2 separate regions of the Homo sapiens genome follow, and region 2 is linked to region 1. A link is a contact called in ENCODE Hi-C or POLR2A ChIA-PET data. All regions are on one chromosome and are shown on one strand. Each heading gives the region's core, a stretch centred on a gene start or an enhancer-like site at or near the end of the contact. The rest is flanking DNA. Distances are from core to core; before and after follow the strand shown.

Evidence for each region. Hi-C counts contacts between places; a loop is a spot of excess contacts on that map. ChIA-PET counts read pairs that join two places held with the same protein, here RNA polymerase II (POLR2A). Pooled maps may share reads with other maps.
Region 2: a loop to region 1 is called in a map of breast epithelium, with 11 times the contacts of the local background. The contact joins the promoter of ITPRIPL1 here to the promoter of ZNF514 in region 1. A Hi-C loop is called at or near these places in 1 of 168 maps with a recorded cell type or tissue (breast epithelium) and 2 of 50 pooled maps. POLR2A ChIA-PET finds 5 or more read pairs at or near these places in 2 of 52 experiments (K562 and activated CD4-positive, alpha-beta T cell).

Annotation. Positions count from the first base shown.
Region 1 is chr2:95,158,187-95,165,237 of GRCh38, forward strand. ZNF514 (zinc finger protein 514) reads right to left here and starts at 1,662. Exons shown (of 5, transcript NM_032788.3): 1 at 1,054-1,662. RefSeq lists a silencer at 1,489-1,738 and an enhancer at 6,611-7,051.
Region 2 is chr2:96,320,642-96,327,940 of GRCh38, forward strand. It overlaps ITPRIPL1 (ITPRIP like 1), which reads left to right and starts at 4,676. Exons shown (of 3, transcript NM_001008949.3): 1 at 4,676-4,924; 2 at 5,106-5,208; 3 at 6,001-7,299. The coding sequence starts at 5,199. RefSeq lists enhancers at 184-293, 4,863-5,363 and silencers at 1,244-1,503, 4,591-4,840.

The DNA.
Region 1 (7,051 bases), core at 412-2,911:
TGAGGATGTGTGGGGCCCCAGAGTCTGCAATTCTAGAGAACTTCTGGGCAATGCCTCTGCTGTTCCCAGAGCCACACTGATTAACAAGGGTATAAAGGAAAAAAGAGGGGGTGGGAAGCCCACGGACTGGGCCCAGTTCTTCCACTGGCCAGTTATGTGTCCTTGAGCATGTGCACTGAAGGATGAACAGTCGGATTAAAATGCCCACCTGGTTAGAGATAGGACGTTCTAAACTTAGGACTGGCTTAAAACCTCCTGGGTCACCTGGATTGCCCTGCCCCCAACGCTATTGGGGGAAGGGGCTCAGAGGAGATACCCACCATGTACACTGCTGACCTTATACACCGCTGAGCTAGAACGACTGGAAGAACCTTATTAGTGAGGTGATTAAGGAGGTGGATGACAAGGCTCCAAATGGCCCTATCGTCCTCTGATCCCTGGCCAAGGGCCACTCCCTCTTGGGTTTGCTTGCCCTCTCCCTGCCGCAGCAGGAAGAGATCAGATCCTCTTCTGCTCTCCTCTGGCCATTGGGACAATTTTCCATGGCCATCCCCTCCACCTCCGCCACGGTCATCTAGAGACCCCTGCCAGACCCAGGAGACTGCGGCTTCAGCCTTCTGGGTCTGGAAGGTTAGATGTCGCCACACGGAAGGCAGATGAAGTACAGCCTCACCCTTCAGTGGGATTCCCCGGCCTCTTCCTGGGGTCCTCCTGATATCGGGCTCGGTACTAGCTCCCCAAGAGGGCTCCTGGCCCTCTGCACGCTCCAGAGCCAAACCTGATGCTGTGGAGTCCATAGCTGGGGCTAAGGAGCGGCGTCCTTTCACTAGGTCCAAATCTCTGTCTTTCGGCCACAGCCCTGTGGTCCTCCCGAGGGTTCAGGGAGCGGGACGCAGGCTGGGGCTGCCTGGGGGACACGGGGCATCCCCACTAGGCGCGGCGGGGCCAGCGGACCTGCAGGGCCCAGAGCAGGGCCGGCAAACCCCGGTGCGCCCAGCGCGGCGCACTGCTGCCCGGGGTCGTGCTCTTCCCTCGCCAAGTCCGGCCTCCTACCCCCGGCTCGGCTCCTCCTCAGGACCAGGCTCTGGAACCCAGCTCCCACGTGGATCCACACGCACAGTGGGCTCAGACTACCAGGAGACACGGCCACAGCCACGCCCGCGACGCGAGGGCCCAGCGCTCTTCAGCTGCCCGGAAACAGCAGGGATTCGGTGAGAGCCTCACAGGAGCAGGGACCGACTCTATCAGCCCGGTTCGCCCCGCTGTCCCTGCCTAGCTCCGGCCTGCACAGTCCCTAGCGGGGGGCACTCGGAGGGACACACCCAGCTCTGTAAGGGGCCGGGGCGCGGGCCCAGTACAGGTCTGCGCGCCCGCAGTCTCCGAACGCTCACAGGACCAGGCCCCGCCCGCCACCCCGCGCCAGCCCCCGCCCGCCACCCCGCGCCAGCCCCCGCCCGCCACCCCGCGCCAGCCCCCGCCCGCCACCCCGCGCCAGCCCCCGCGTCCGCCCCGCGCCAGCCCCCGCGTCCGCCCCGCGCCAGCCCCCGCGTCCGCCCCGCGCCAGCCCCGCCTCCCGAGGCCGTCCCGAGCTTGCGCAGACGCGGCCGCCGCCGGGGCCCTTCAGAGCCAGCGCCGGTGGCGGGGTGCTGGCGCGGCGAAGCTGGAGAGGCGGGGCTCGCGGGCGCCTGTAGGACCTCCGCTGGGAGGGGCCGTGCTCGCCGGCCACGCGCCGGTTTTCACTCCGCTCTCCCCCAAGGGCAGGGACCTACAAGCATTTCCCTTCTCGCGCGTGACTTTGGTAGCTGAGCCTCATATCTCTCTCGTTTTTTGGGGGGAGGGGGGAGACAGCCTCACTCTGTCGCCCAGGTGGGAGTGCAGGGGCGCGCTCTCGGCTCACCGCAACCTGTCTTCTGGGTACAAGTAATTCTCGTGTCTCAGCCTCCGTAGGAGCTGGGATTACAGGTTCCCGCCACCACGCCCAGCTAATTTGTTGTATTTTTAGTGGAGACGGGGTTTCACTATGTTAGCCACGCTGGTCTCGAATTCTGACCTCAGATGATCCTCCCGCCTCAGCCTCCCAAAGTGCTGTGATTACAGGTGTGAGCCACCGCCCCCAACCTGCATATCTCGATGTAAGGCTATTCAACAGAAGCCGCGTTCCTACCCTGGATCTGCTGAGTGAGGATTTCCAGGAGGCTCTCCTGGCGTGCCTAGGGGATACTGGGGACTCAGTGCTAGATACTGCTTCTACAGGCTGCCCCGTGCCTCTTGCCTTTCTCCATCTGCCCCTGAATTCAGCGAAGGGTGCTGAAGAACAAAAGAGGACTTTGAACGCCCTCCTACTCCAGAAACAAATATCATTTAGGACCCAAAAGAAATGGAAAAACGGCCTGCTATGGTCTGAATGTATGTGTCCCCCTCAAATTCATATGTTGAAACCTAACTCCCAAGGTGATAGTATTAAGAAGTGGAGCCTTTGGAAGACTCTGCCCTCATGAATGAGATTAGTGCCCTTTAAAAACAGCCCTTAGACCGGTCGTGGTGGCTCACATCTGTAATCCCAGCACTTTGGGAGGCCAAGGCGGGCGGATCACTTGAGGTCAGAAGTTTGAGACCAGCCTGGCCAACATGGTGAAACCCTGTCTCTACCAAAAATATATTTAAAAATTAGCTGGGCGTGGTGGTGCACGCCTGTAATCCTAGCTACTCAGGAGGCTGAGACAGGAGAATTGCTTGAACCCGGGAGGCAGAGGTTGTGAGCCAAGATCGTGCCACTGCACTCCAGCCTGGGCGACAGAGCAAGACTCCGTCTCAAAAAATAAATTAAATAAATAAATAAAAATAAAAACGGGCCTTAAGCCCCCTTTGCTCCTCCTGCCATGTGAGGACACAGAAGGTGCCATCTATGAGAAACGTACCCTCACCAGCCCCTGAACTGGCTGGCACGTTGATATTGCATTTCCCAGCATCCAGAACTGTGAACAACAAATTTGTGTTGTTTACAAATTCCCCAGTTTAAGACACTCTGTTATAGCAGCGCCAATGCCTAAGACACAGTCTGAGTATTAAAACGGTGGTTTTCTGGAGGCAGTCCTCAGCCAGAGAAGGGCCACTTGTGAGGACAGAGAGATTGGTTTATCAACCCTATTTAGGAGTTCAGGACAAAATAACTTACAAAATCAAGGCAAAGACAAAATAACACGAAATCAAGGCAAAGAGACCATTCTCCTTTCCTGCTTTTGCAGTCTCTGTTTCACTTTTCTGCCAGCACTTCCAGTGGCACAGATGGCCAGGATGGCGCAGCAAGCAAGCCCTTTTCCACGCAGGGGGACATTGTCTGGGAACCATGGCTGATATAGGAGCTTTTCCATCTTCGGTGCTCCGAACCAAAAAGGTGAGGGGATGGACAAATGAGAAAAGATTTTCATCTCATTGATGGCTCAACAGAACTAGAAATGGAACTACTTCAGAAGAACTTGAGGGCCACTGCCTTTCCCTGATGCCCATTCTGTAGGCCTGCTGCAGTGTCTGAAATTCCCCACTCTTACATTGTGTCCTTTGGGACAGATCTTGATCCAGAGGCCCTTGTTTGTTACAATGCACATTCATTACCCCAGGAATATTCTCTCTCCTGCTCAGTGCTCTAGTGCACCATTTGATCTCAAAGCACTGTTGGTGGGGCTCCAGTCCTCACCAGCCTATACACTCTCCATCACCTTCAATATTCCTTTTACTGCTCCTTTGCAGTCAAATGCCTCTTCCACCCCAACCCGTGACCACTGCTCTGTTACCTTCCCTATAGTTTTGCCTTTTCCTGAATGTCACATAAATGGAATCATACAGTTTGTAAATTTTTAAGACTGGCGGCCGGGCGCAGTGGCTCACACCTGTCTCTACTAAACCCCGTCTCTACTAAAAATACAAAAATTAGCCGCGTGTGGTGGCGTGCGCCTGTAATCCCAGCTACCTAGGAGGCTGAGGCACGAAAATCTCTGGAACCCGGGAGGCAGAGGCTGCAGTGGGCCGAGGTTGCAACACTGCACTCCAGCCTGGGTGACAGAGCAAGACTCCATCTCAAAAAAAAAAAAAAAAAAGAAACGAAAACTGGCTTCTTGGCCGGGCGCAGTGGCTCATGCCTGTAATCCCAGCACTTTGGGAGGCCGAGGTGGGCGGATCACCTGAGCTCAGGAGACCAACCTGACCAAAATGGAGAAAACCTGTCTCTACTAAAAATACACAATTAGCTGGGCATGGTGGCACACGCCTGTAATCCCAGGTACTCGGGAGGCTGAGGCAGAAGAATCACTTGAACTCGGGATGCGGAGGTTGTGGTGAGCCAAGATCGTGCCATTGCACTCCAGCTCAGGCAACAAGAGCGAAACCGTCTCCAAAATAAATAAATAAATAAATAAAGCCATGCAGCTTCTGTCTTGCTCACTGGGACCCTCTTAGAGCCCTGAAATGAGGTGCAAGAAGCCTGATTGCCCCGAGGCCACCATGTTGTGAGGAAGTCCAAGCACAAAGAGAGGCTACATGCGGGGACACTGGCGAACAGTCCCAGCTGAGCCTAGCCACGGGTGCCAATCTGGGTGCCAGATATAGTCCTCCCAATTGAGGATCCAGAAATTGTGAAGCAGAAACGAGCTGTGTTAGGCCATTTTGCACTGCTATAAAGAAATACCTGAAACTGGGTAATTTATAAAGAAAAGAGGTTTCCTTGGCTCTTGGTTCTGCTGGCTGTACAGGAAGCATGGCAACGGCATCTGTTTGGCTACTGGGGAGGCCTCAGGGAGCTTTCACTCACTGTGGAAGGTGAAGTGGGAGTTTGCACTTTGCATGGTGAAAGCAGGAACAAAACAGAGTTGGGGAGGGCAGGAAGGTGTCACACACGTAAACAACCAGATCTCAGGAGTACTCACTATTGCAAGGACGGCACCAAGCCATGAGGGATCTGCCCCCATCACCCAAATACCTCCCACCAGGCCCCATCTCCAACACTGGGGTTTACATCTCAACATGAGATTTGGAGAGGATATCCAAATGATATCCCTGTGTGCCCATCCCTGTTGTGCCCATCCAAGTTCCCGACCCACAGAACATGTTGGCCTAATAAAATTGTTGTTTTCAGCCACTAAGTTTGGAGTGGTTAAACAGCATCAGACGGCCATAACATCCTGCAATTTGGCAGAGCCTACAAGCTTCTGGGCCCAAGAGATACCTGTTTTACTCTAAAAAGATGGATGTATGTCACTTCTTGGCTGCTTAGCTTCCATATGCTCCTCCTAACTCTTTTGAGAATATCAGTTAAAATTCTCTTAATCTTCCCAGTAACATGGCCGATTAGATGGCCTAAACAGCCCTCTTAATAAAAAAACTAAAAATGCTGAAAAATTGCAAACATCTTTATAAACACACTGATGAGCAGGCATGAAAGTGAGGAATTTGTAAACATTTAAAAAAATAAAGTGAAATGGGCCAGGTGCAGTGGCTCATGCCTATAATCCTAGCACTCTGGGAGGCCGAAGAGGGTGGATTGCTTGAGCCCGAGTTTGAAACCAGCCTGGGCAACATGGTAAAACCCCATGTCTACAAAAAAATACAAAAAGTAGCCAGACATGGTGGTGCATGCCTGTAGTCCCAGCTACTCTTGAGGCTGAGATGGGAGGACTACGTGAGCCCAGGAGGTGGAGGTTGCAGTGAGCTGAGAGCATGCCACTGCATTCTGGCCTGGCTGACACAGCCAGAGCCTGTCTCAAAAAATAAATAAAGTGAGAGCTAGAATTCTGAGAATCGAGCAACAAACCTGACTTTTAGACTGCTAAATCCTAGAGCACATAAACTTCCACTTTGGCAGCTACCTGGAAGCGGTAAAGACAAAGCCTAGGGCCTGCCAGTGGGTGGGGAATATTCTAGAAGGAAACACTTTCAGGACCCCAGTTTCCACCCTCAGTATAAGGCTAAATAATAAAAACCACCACACAGAAGGGAACAAAAAAAAAAAAGTATTTCTCTTATGGATGTTGTGACTTTAATCAAGCTCTAATCTCCTAGGAAGGTCCAAACCCCTTAGTACAACACAAAGGCAGCCACAACCTGGCCTTACCTCAAGATAGTTATTGGCCCCTAAACCTCATCCACAAGGCATTCATTTTGCTACTAATTATTTTCACTTTTATCCTCTAGACTATGCCTTTGCATGTACTATTCACTGTTTAGATCACACTTTTTTTTTCTTAAGTATTTAAGTATACCAGTGAAAGGAATCCTTTCCCACCTTTCCCGGCCATAGTTAATAGCTTCCTCCATTGTACTCTCATAGTATGTTGAATGTGACATAATTATAGAACATACTGCCTCTATTGTGATTTTACATTCTGATTTTTTCCATTGGACCAAGAGTTCATTTGGGGCAGTAACTTACTCATATTTGTAACTGTGCCTTGCTTATGGTGAGCAATTTGGATTTTTTGAATGAAAGTGTAGTCTTATGGAGATGGAGAGTAGAAGGATGGTTAACAGACTGGGAAGGGTTGGCGGGGTGGGGAAGTGGGGATAGTTAATGGGTACAAAAAATAGAATAAGAAATAGTATAACTAGTATTTGATAGCACATCAGAGTAATTACAGCCAATAATATTGTATATTTTAAAGTAACTAAAAGAATATAACTGGATCGTTTGTAACACAAAGGACAAATGCTTGAGGTGATGGATATCCCATTTGTCCTGATGAGATTATTACTTATTGCATGCCTGTGTCAAAATATCTCAGGTGGCCCATAAATGTTCACACCTACTGTGTACCCACAAAAACTTAAAAAAAACCCAAACCACTAATAAATTAACCTGGAAAAACGTAGCTTTGTTCCTGAAGTAAGATTTTATCATATTCTTTGTAATTTTCAGTCTTCCCTGAGATGTAGCTCAGTGGTTCCTAGCTTTAGCTGCACATTAGAGTCACCTGCAGCTCTTTTCAAACTGTCGCTCCACAGCTGGGCCTCAGGCATCAATGTCGAAAGCTCTCCGGGTGATTCCAGCTTGCAGCCAGGGCCG
Region 2 (7,299 bases), core at 3,426-5,925, 1.2 Mb after region 1:
TGTTGAGAGAAGTGATTTGTCATGTAGTTATTTATTGTATCAGTTATTTTGCCTGGTTACCCTGATATCCCACCTCTAACCTCAAAACTAAACATTTTATTTGAGATCTGTTTATTTGCTTCTCTGATTCTTGGCCATATATCTAATTTCTACATCCTCTTGGTCAGGATTTCGTGTGCATCTTAAGCTTGCTTCCGGTAAGTTATCCCCAACTGCCAAACATCTTATACAAAAAGAAGGTACAGTCTCTATCCCACCGCAAACTCTCTCCTATTTCTCATAGCTGGATCATCCTGTCACTCACTCATTTCATAACACTTAGCACTTGCACACCAGGAATTAAGCTAGGTCTAATTTTGGTCTTTGCCCTTAAGGATCCCAGTGTGATGCTGTAAGGACCCAGTGAACACTGTTGAGCCCAGGAGCGAGGTGACTAATCCGTGAGCCAGGTGCTCTAAATATACAGTAAAGGGCCATTTAATTTTTGCACCAACCTTAAAAGAGAAGGACTTTTGTCGTCATGTTTGCCAGATTAGGAAGCTGAGGCTCAGGGAGGTTCGGAACCTTGCCGGACCGAGTTGGCAGGAGGCGAGACGAGGCTCTAAGCCCTGCTCCCAGAGCTCTTTCTCCCCCATCAAGCTGCGTCCACGCGGTTAGGAAGCATCGCTTGGGCCCTGGGGGATGGGCAGCGGCAAAGGAGAGCTTTTTCCTGTCCGCTCGGGGAAGAGCGCCCAGGGGAAAGGGGTTGTGGGTCCCGGCACGCGGCACTACGCTCCCCGTCCCCCGCCTCGTCTTTCTTCGGCTCGGCCCGTGGGGCTTCCGCCGCCCTGGGCTTGCAGCTGGGACTCATTTCCAGATCGGTCGAAGGCAGGTCTTCCTTCTAGGGACCGGTAGCTCAGAGGAAGGACCGGCGGCAACCGCTGCCCTGTCCGAAAGTGCGTCTCCTTTTTCATTCCGAAATGAAATTCGTAGTTGGTTAAAACGGGGCTTGCCAGCACGATTTACAAACAAGACGAGCGCTCGCTGCAATCACATGAGGAGAAAAGGAAAGGACTAATTCATAATGCGGTCACTAGAGCCTCGATGTGCCCAGGGGAGCGCCCGCCGAGCGCCAGCGGGAACAGCGCATCGCGGACGCTGCAGGGAGTGTGGCCCCTCCGCAGGCGCGTGCACAGGCTCGCATTCTGGAGGGCAGCGCATCTCAGCCGTGCGCCCGGTCCTTGCCACCCCAAACTCCGGCAGCGAACAACGCGTCCTGGGGGCGGCCCCGCGGCTGCTCTTGGAGGCGGCGGAAAAGGCGCGTCCGCGGCTTGGGGGACGGAGGCGGGGTCGGGGGCGAAGGGAGGCGGCTCCTGGGGCCCAGAAAGCTGGCGAGGATGAGGAACCTCCCCCCACCTCCACTCCCAGCTCTCCGAACCGTGAAGACACTGCCCCGGCGCAAAGCGTCTCTAGCGGTCCTAGGCGCACCTGTTTCTGTAGAAAACGTGTTTTGTGCTCACGAGGCACACGAGGGAGGGCTTTGGGCACACAGCCCATTCATACGCTGGACACTGCATGTTTATTTTTGTGAAAAGAATACCTCCTTATTGCTAGACACCTGCAATCAATCCCTCCACCCTCAGAAGATCACTGTAAACATTTAGGGATCCACCCTTTGAAACTTTTCCGAGGCATGTGATGCACAGACACACACACATAATGGGAGTAAGCCATAGCATGTTCTTTTTTTTTTTTTTTTCTTTTTTTGAGAAGGAGTTTTATTCTGTTGCCCAGGCTGGAGTGCAGTGGTGCGATCTCAGCTCACTGCAACCTCCACCTCCCGGATTCAAGCGATTCTCCTGCCTCAGCCTCCTGAGTAGCTGGGATCACCGGCATGCACCACCACGCCCAGCTAATTTTTTTTTTTTTTTTTTGTATTTTTAGTAGAGACGGGGTTTCACCGTGCTGGCCAGGCTGGTAGCTGGGATCACAGGCATGCACCGCCACACCCAGCTAATTTTTTTTTTTTTTTTTTTGTATTTTTAGTAGAGACGGGGTTTCACCATGCTGGCCAGGCTGGTCTCGAACTCCTGACCTCAGGTGATCTGCCTGCCTCGGCCTCCCAGAGTGCTGGGATTACAGGCGTGAGCCATCGCGCCTGTCCAGCAACCACTTTTAAAACAAATCCTTAACCATGAACACACATTTTTAAGCATATGGTTTTACAGATGCTGGTGAAAATGGGGAGAAAAGGGAACTCTGATATGCTGTTGGGTAAACTAGCACAGCTGCTATGGAGAATAACATGGAGGTTCCTCAGAAAACTACAAGTAGAACTACTCACATGATCTAGCAATCCCATTACTTAAAATCTATCCAAAGGAAAGGAAATCATTATATCAAAGAGAAATCTGCACCCTCATGTTTATAGCTGCACTATTCAGAATAGCCAATATGGAATTGACCTATGTGTCCAACAATAGATGAATGAATAAGGAAAACGTGGTATATGTACACAATGGAATGCTATTTGGCCATAAAAAAAAATGAAATCCTGTCATTTGCAGCAACTTGGATGGAATTGGAGGATATTAAGTGAAATAAGCCAGGCACAGAAAGATAAACACCACATGTTCTCAGTCACATGTGGAACCTAGAAAAAGTTGATGTAATAGAAGTAAAAGGTAGAACAGAGGATGCTAGAGGCTGGGAAGGGGAGGGGAAGGTGGTGATAGGGAGGGATTTGTTAAAGGATTCAAGATTATAGCCAGATGGGAGGACTAAGTACTAGGGTTTCACACCACTGTAGGTTGACTACAGTTAACAATAATAGACCAGGCATGGTGGCTCATGCCTGTAATCCCAGCACTTTGGGAGGCCAAGGTGGGCAGATTGCTTGAGCTCAGGAGCTCGAGAACATGGTGAAACCCCCACTCTACTAAAATACAAAAAAATTGCCGGGCTTGGTGGTGTGTGCCTGTAATCCCAGCTATTTGGGAGGCTGAGGCAGGAAAACTGCTTGACCCAGGAGGTGGAGGTTGCAGTGAGCTGAGATGGTGCCACTGCACTCCAGCCTGGGTGACAGAGCAAGACTCCGTCACACACACACACAAAATAATAATAGTAATAATATATAGTTTCAAATAGCTAGAGGGAGGATTGAACCTTCCCAACACAAAGAAATGATAAATGTTTGAGATGATGGATATGCTAATTACCCTAATCTGAAATTATACATTGTATGTATGAAACATGACTGTGCACCCTATGAATATGTACAATTATTATTTGTTAATTAAAATAATACAACTTTAAAACACATGGTCTTAAACATTATCGTTTTTGCACACTCTGAAGCATATATTTTGCATCCTGACATCATGTCATAAGTGAAAAGATAAGAGACTTTCATTATTACTGCTCCAAATGCATGAATGCTCAATAACCTGTGATCTATTTTTCATAATTCACATTTATAAAAAGTAACTTTGGAACTTCAGTCATTGTCAGCTAGCAGACAGTTTTTCCTGCTCCACAATTAAATAAGTCAGTATTCTTGGAAGTATTGTACAAGTTGTTTGGGAGCTCCCTACACATTGCCACTGGATAAGAAGACCTGAAACCCAGCCATGTGTGATGGCTTACACATATAATCCCAGCATTTTGGGAGGCCGAGGCGGGCAGATCACCTGAGGTCAGGAGTTCGAGACCAGCATGGCCAACATGGTGAAACCCCGTCTTTACTAAAAATACAAAAATTAGCTGGACATGGTGGCATACACCTGTGGTCCCAGCTACTCAGTAGGCTGAGGCAGGAGAATCACTGGAACCTGGGGCGGGTAGGCTGCAGTGAGCCAAGATGGTGCCACTACACTCCAGCCTGGGTGACAGAGCGAAACTCTTTCTCAAAAACAAACAAACAAATAAAAACCCTGAAACTTGTCTTTCAGCAGAGGGATTTTAGTGAGTTAGTATCAAGGGGTCATCACTTCCTTTTCTTCTTGGATAGCTGACACAAGACAGGAAGACTAAGGGCTCTTTCTGATATCTGAAGATCCCTTTCAGGAAACCCATTCTGTTGTGTTTCTTAAGGTGTGATAAAGCTTGTCCAGCCTCCACACCGTATAAAGTTCTCCTTTATACACCCATGTATCAGCAGAGCTGCCCTGTAGGTAGGATTCTTACTCCCACGTGGCCAGTGAGTAGCAAGCAAGGCCCCAAGTAAGGTCTTTGGGTGCTGTCTGTTCTTTCATGAGAGTCACTTTGATATGAGAAAGGGGTTGGGGAAAGATGCCTGAGTCTGGGCGTGGGCTGGGAGGGAAGCACATTTAGGGTGCTGAAACCACATCTTATTTCGTGTGCCATTTTGCTCAGGGCCAGCCCGAAGTGAGAATGGCTTTTCTCGGTCAATTCCTAGTTTTGCCACCATCATCCTTACACCCGAATCCTAGTAAGTCTGTTCTCCACTGAACTGAGCTGAGTGCAGCTGACAGCAGGCACGGCGGTGCCCCATTTGCCACCCCAGGGAGGCCGAGCAGCGGAGAGTGTGTGGCCACGGCCCCTCCACTCTCCCAGCAAACCCACGGGGGCCTCGGTGCGGACAGAGACCCGGTGTGGGGAGGCCGCTGCCCCTGCACGCTGGGCCACGGGGGTTTGGGCGGGGAGGAGCTTGTACTGGGTGGGCGGGGAGGAGCCCGGACGGCGGGAGCGGCTGCGGCGCGCGGGCGCCCTCGGAGCCGCGTGCTGGGGGTCGTAGGGGCCCACCGCGCTCAGCCAGACGTTCAGACGCTCGGACAAGCATGGTCTATAACCCAGGAAAGGGGAGCAGGGCCACTCCCGCGGGCGGCCCCAGCGATGAACCGGACGCCCCCACCCTGCCGGGAAAAAAGCAGTGGCGGTCAGGCCGCGCTGTCTCTTTAAGATCGTGTTCCTACTAACACTGACGGTGAGTAACCTGGCCCTGGGTCCCGGGAGACATCCCGAGGTAGGATGGGCCCTTGGCCTCCTACGGATAGGCGGGTGAGAGTACAAATCTCTGGGCGTGGAATTTGGGGAAGTTATGAATGGGGGGAGGGTCGGGTTCCGATTTGAGCCAAAGCCCCCAGGTACCTTGTACATTTTAACAGGGCTCCTAGAGAGGGCGGGGAGACGAAGCAAGGCCAAGTTCCAAAGGGAGGATAGGCCCAGCTGGCTTCAGCGTCCACACGGCATAGTCCTTCATGAATGTTGGTAAGCGCGGTAGCTTGTGAATTAGGGTGAGTGGCAGAAGCTCGGGCTTCACGGGTGGGTGGGGAGGCAGTGGAACTGACCACTGCCGGCTGTCAGGTAGGCCTTGGGCACCTGGTTCTGCAGACAGTTTTCTGAACTAAGAAGTGAAGCTAGCCTGCCCACACACGGGGTATCCACTAGCCCCTTAGGAGCAGAGAGGGCACCGTAGCAAGCAGCTGGCGGCACTGTGCCTCTCTTGCGCTCCCTGGGCAGAGAGGGAGAGGCTGAGTGATGAGGCTCACTTCATACTGGGTGAGCAGAATGAAGACTGTGAAGTCACAGAGGAAGTGGAATGCTACAACTGGCTGCCGGGGCAGAGGAAAGGTGTCACCCAGGCAGGTTCAGGGCTTTCTGGCTATAAAAGGGAGCCTCTGGGATCAGCAGGTCATATCTGGTGCCCATGGTTGACTGAGGAGTCGGGTGAGGCCACCCTACCACAAGGGTCCCCCTCCCCATCCTACACAGGAATGAAAACAGTCCCATGTACACTTTCTGGAAGCCTAAATACCACCCACACCATGTGGAAGGAAAGCAGGAGAGAGACTGAGTGGCACATCCTTTCGCCCTCTTTTCTCTCGAACCTCCTCCCAGGCCGACCACCCTTGCTGTGTCCAAGCCAAGCTCTGTGGGCTTTCTGTTCCTCCTGAGTAGCTGATTTTCAGAATTTGGGGTACCAGGGCTCTGGGGAATGTGAGCTAGAGAGCAGATAAGTCTGGAAGATGACCACTGACTCCTACTCTCCTACTTCTCCAGATGCAGAGGCCTCCATGGCTGTGATAAGCCTGCTGTTCTTGGCAGTGATGTATGTTGTTCACCACCCTCTGATGGTCAGTGATCGGATGGACCTGGACACATTAGCCAGGAGTCGGCAGCTGGAGAAGCGAATGAGTGAGGAGATGCGCCTGCTAGAGATGGAGTTTGAAGAGAGAAAGCGAGCCGCTGAGCAGAGGCAGAAGGCAGAGAACTTCTGGACAGGAGACACATCCAGTGACCAGTTAGTGCTGGGGAAGAAAGACATGGGGTGGCCGTTCCAGGCCGATGGCCAGGAAGGGCCTCTGGGCTGGATGCTGGGAAACCTGTGGAACACTGGCCTCTTTTGCCTTTTTCTCGTCTTTGAGCTCCTGCGACAGAACATGCAGCATGAACCGGCCTTTGATTCCAGCAGTGAGGAGGAGGAGGAGGAAGTCCGTGTTGTCCCTGTCACCTCTTACAACTGGCTTACTGACTTCCCCTCCCAGGAGGCCCTGGACTCCTTTTACAAACACTATGTCCAAAATGCCATCCGTGACCTGCCCTGCACCTGTGAGTTTGTGGAGAGTTTTGTGGATGATCTCATTGAGGCCTGTCGGGTGCTCAGCCGCCAAGAGGCTCACCCACAATTGGAAGACTGCCTGGGCATCGGGGCTGCCTTTGAGAAATGGGGAACCCTCCATGAGACCCAGAAATTTGATATCCTGGTGCCCATTGTCCCCCCACAGGGCACCATGTTTGTCCTGGAGATGAGGGACCCAGCCCTGGGCCGCCGCTGTGGCTGTGTGCTGGTGGAGTCAGAATGTGTGTGCAAGCGTGAGAAACTCCTAGGGGACGTGCTGTGCCTGGTGCACCACCACAGGGACCCCTCGGCAGTCTTGGGGAAGTGTAGTAGCTCCATCAAGGCAGCTCTCTGCACCGGCTTCCACCTAGACGTGTGCAAGACTGTGCAGTGGTTCCGGAACATGATGGGCAATGCCTGGGCCCTTGTGGCCCACAAGTATGACTTTAAACTCAGTCTCCCACCGTCTACCACCTCCTGCAAGCTCCGGCTGGACTATCGCTCAGGCCGCTTTCTCTCAATCCACTTGGTCCTGGGGGTGCAACGAGAAGACACCTTGGTCTACCTGGTGAGTCAGGCTCCTGACCAGGAGCAGCTCACCAGTGTGGACTGGCCTGAGTCCTTTGTGGCCTGTGAGCACCTGTTCCTGAAGCTGGTGGGGCGCTTTGCCCCCGAGAACACCTGTCACCTCAAGTGCCTCCAGATCATTTTAAGTCTCCGGCAGCATCAGAGCTTACCCC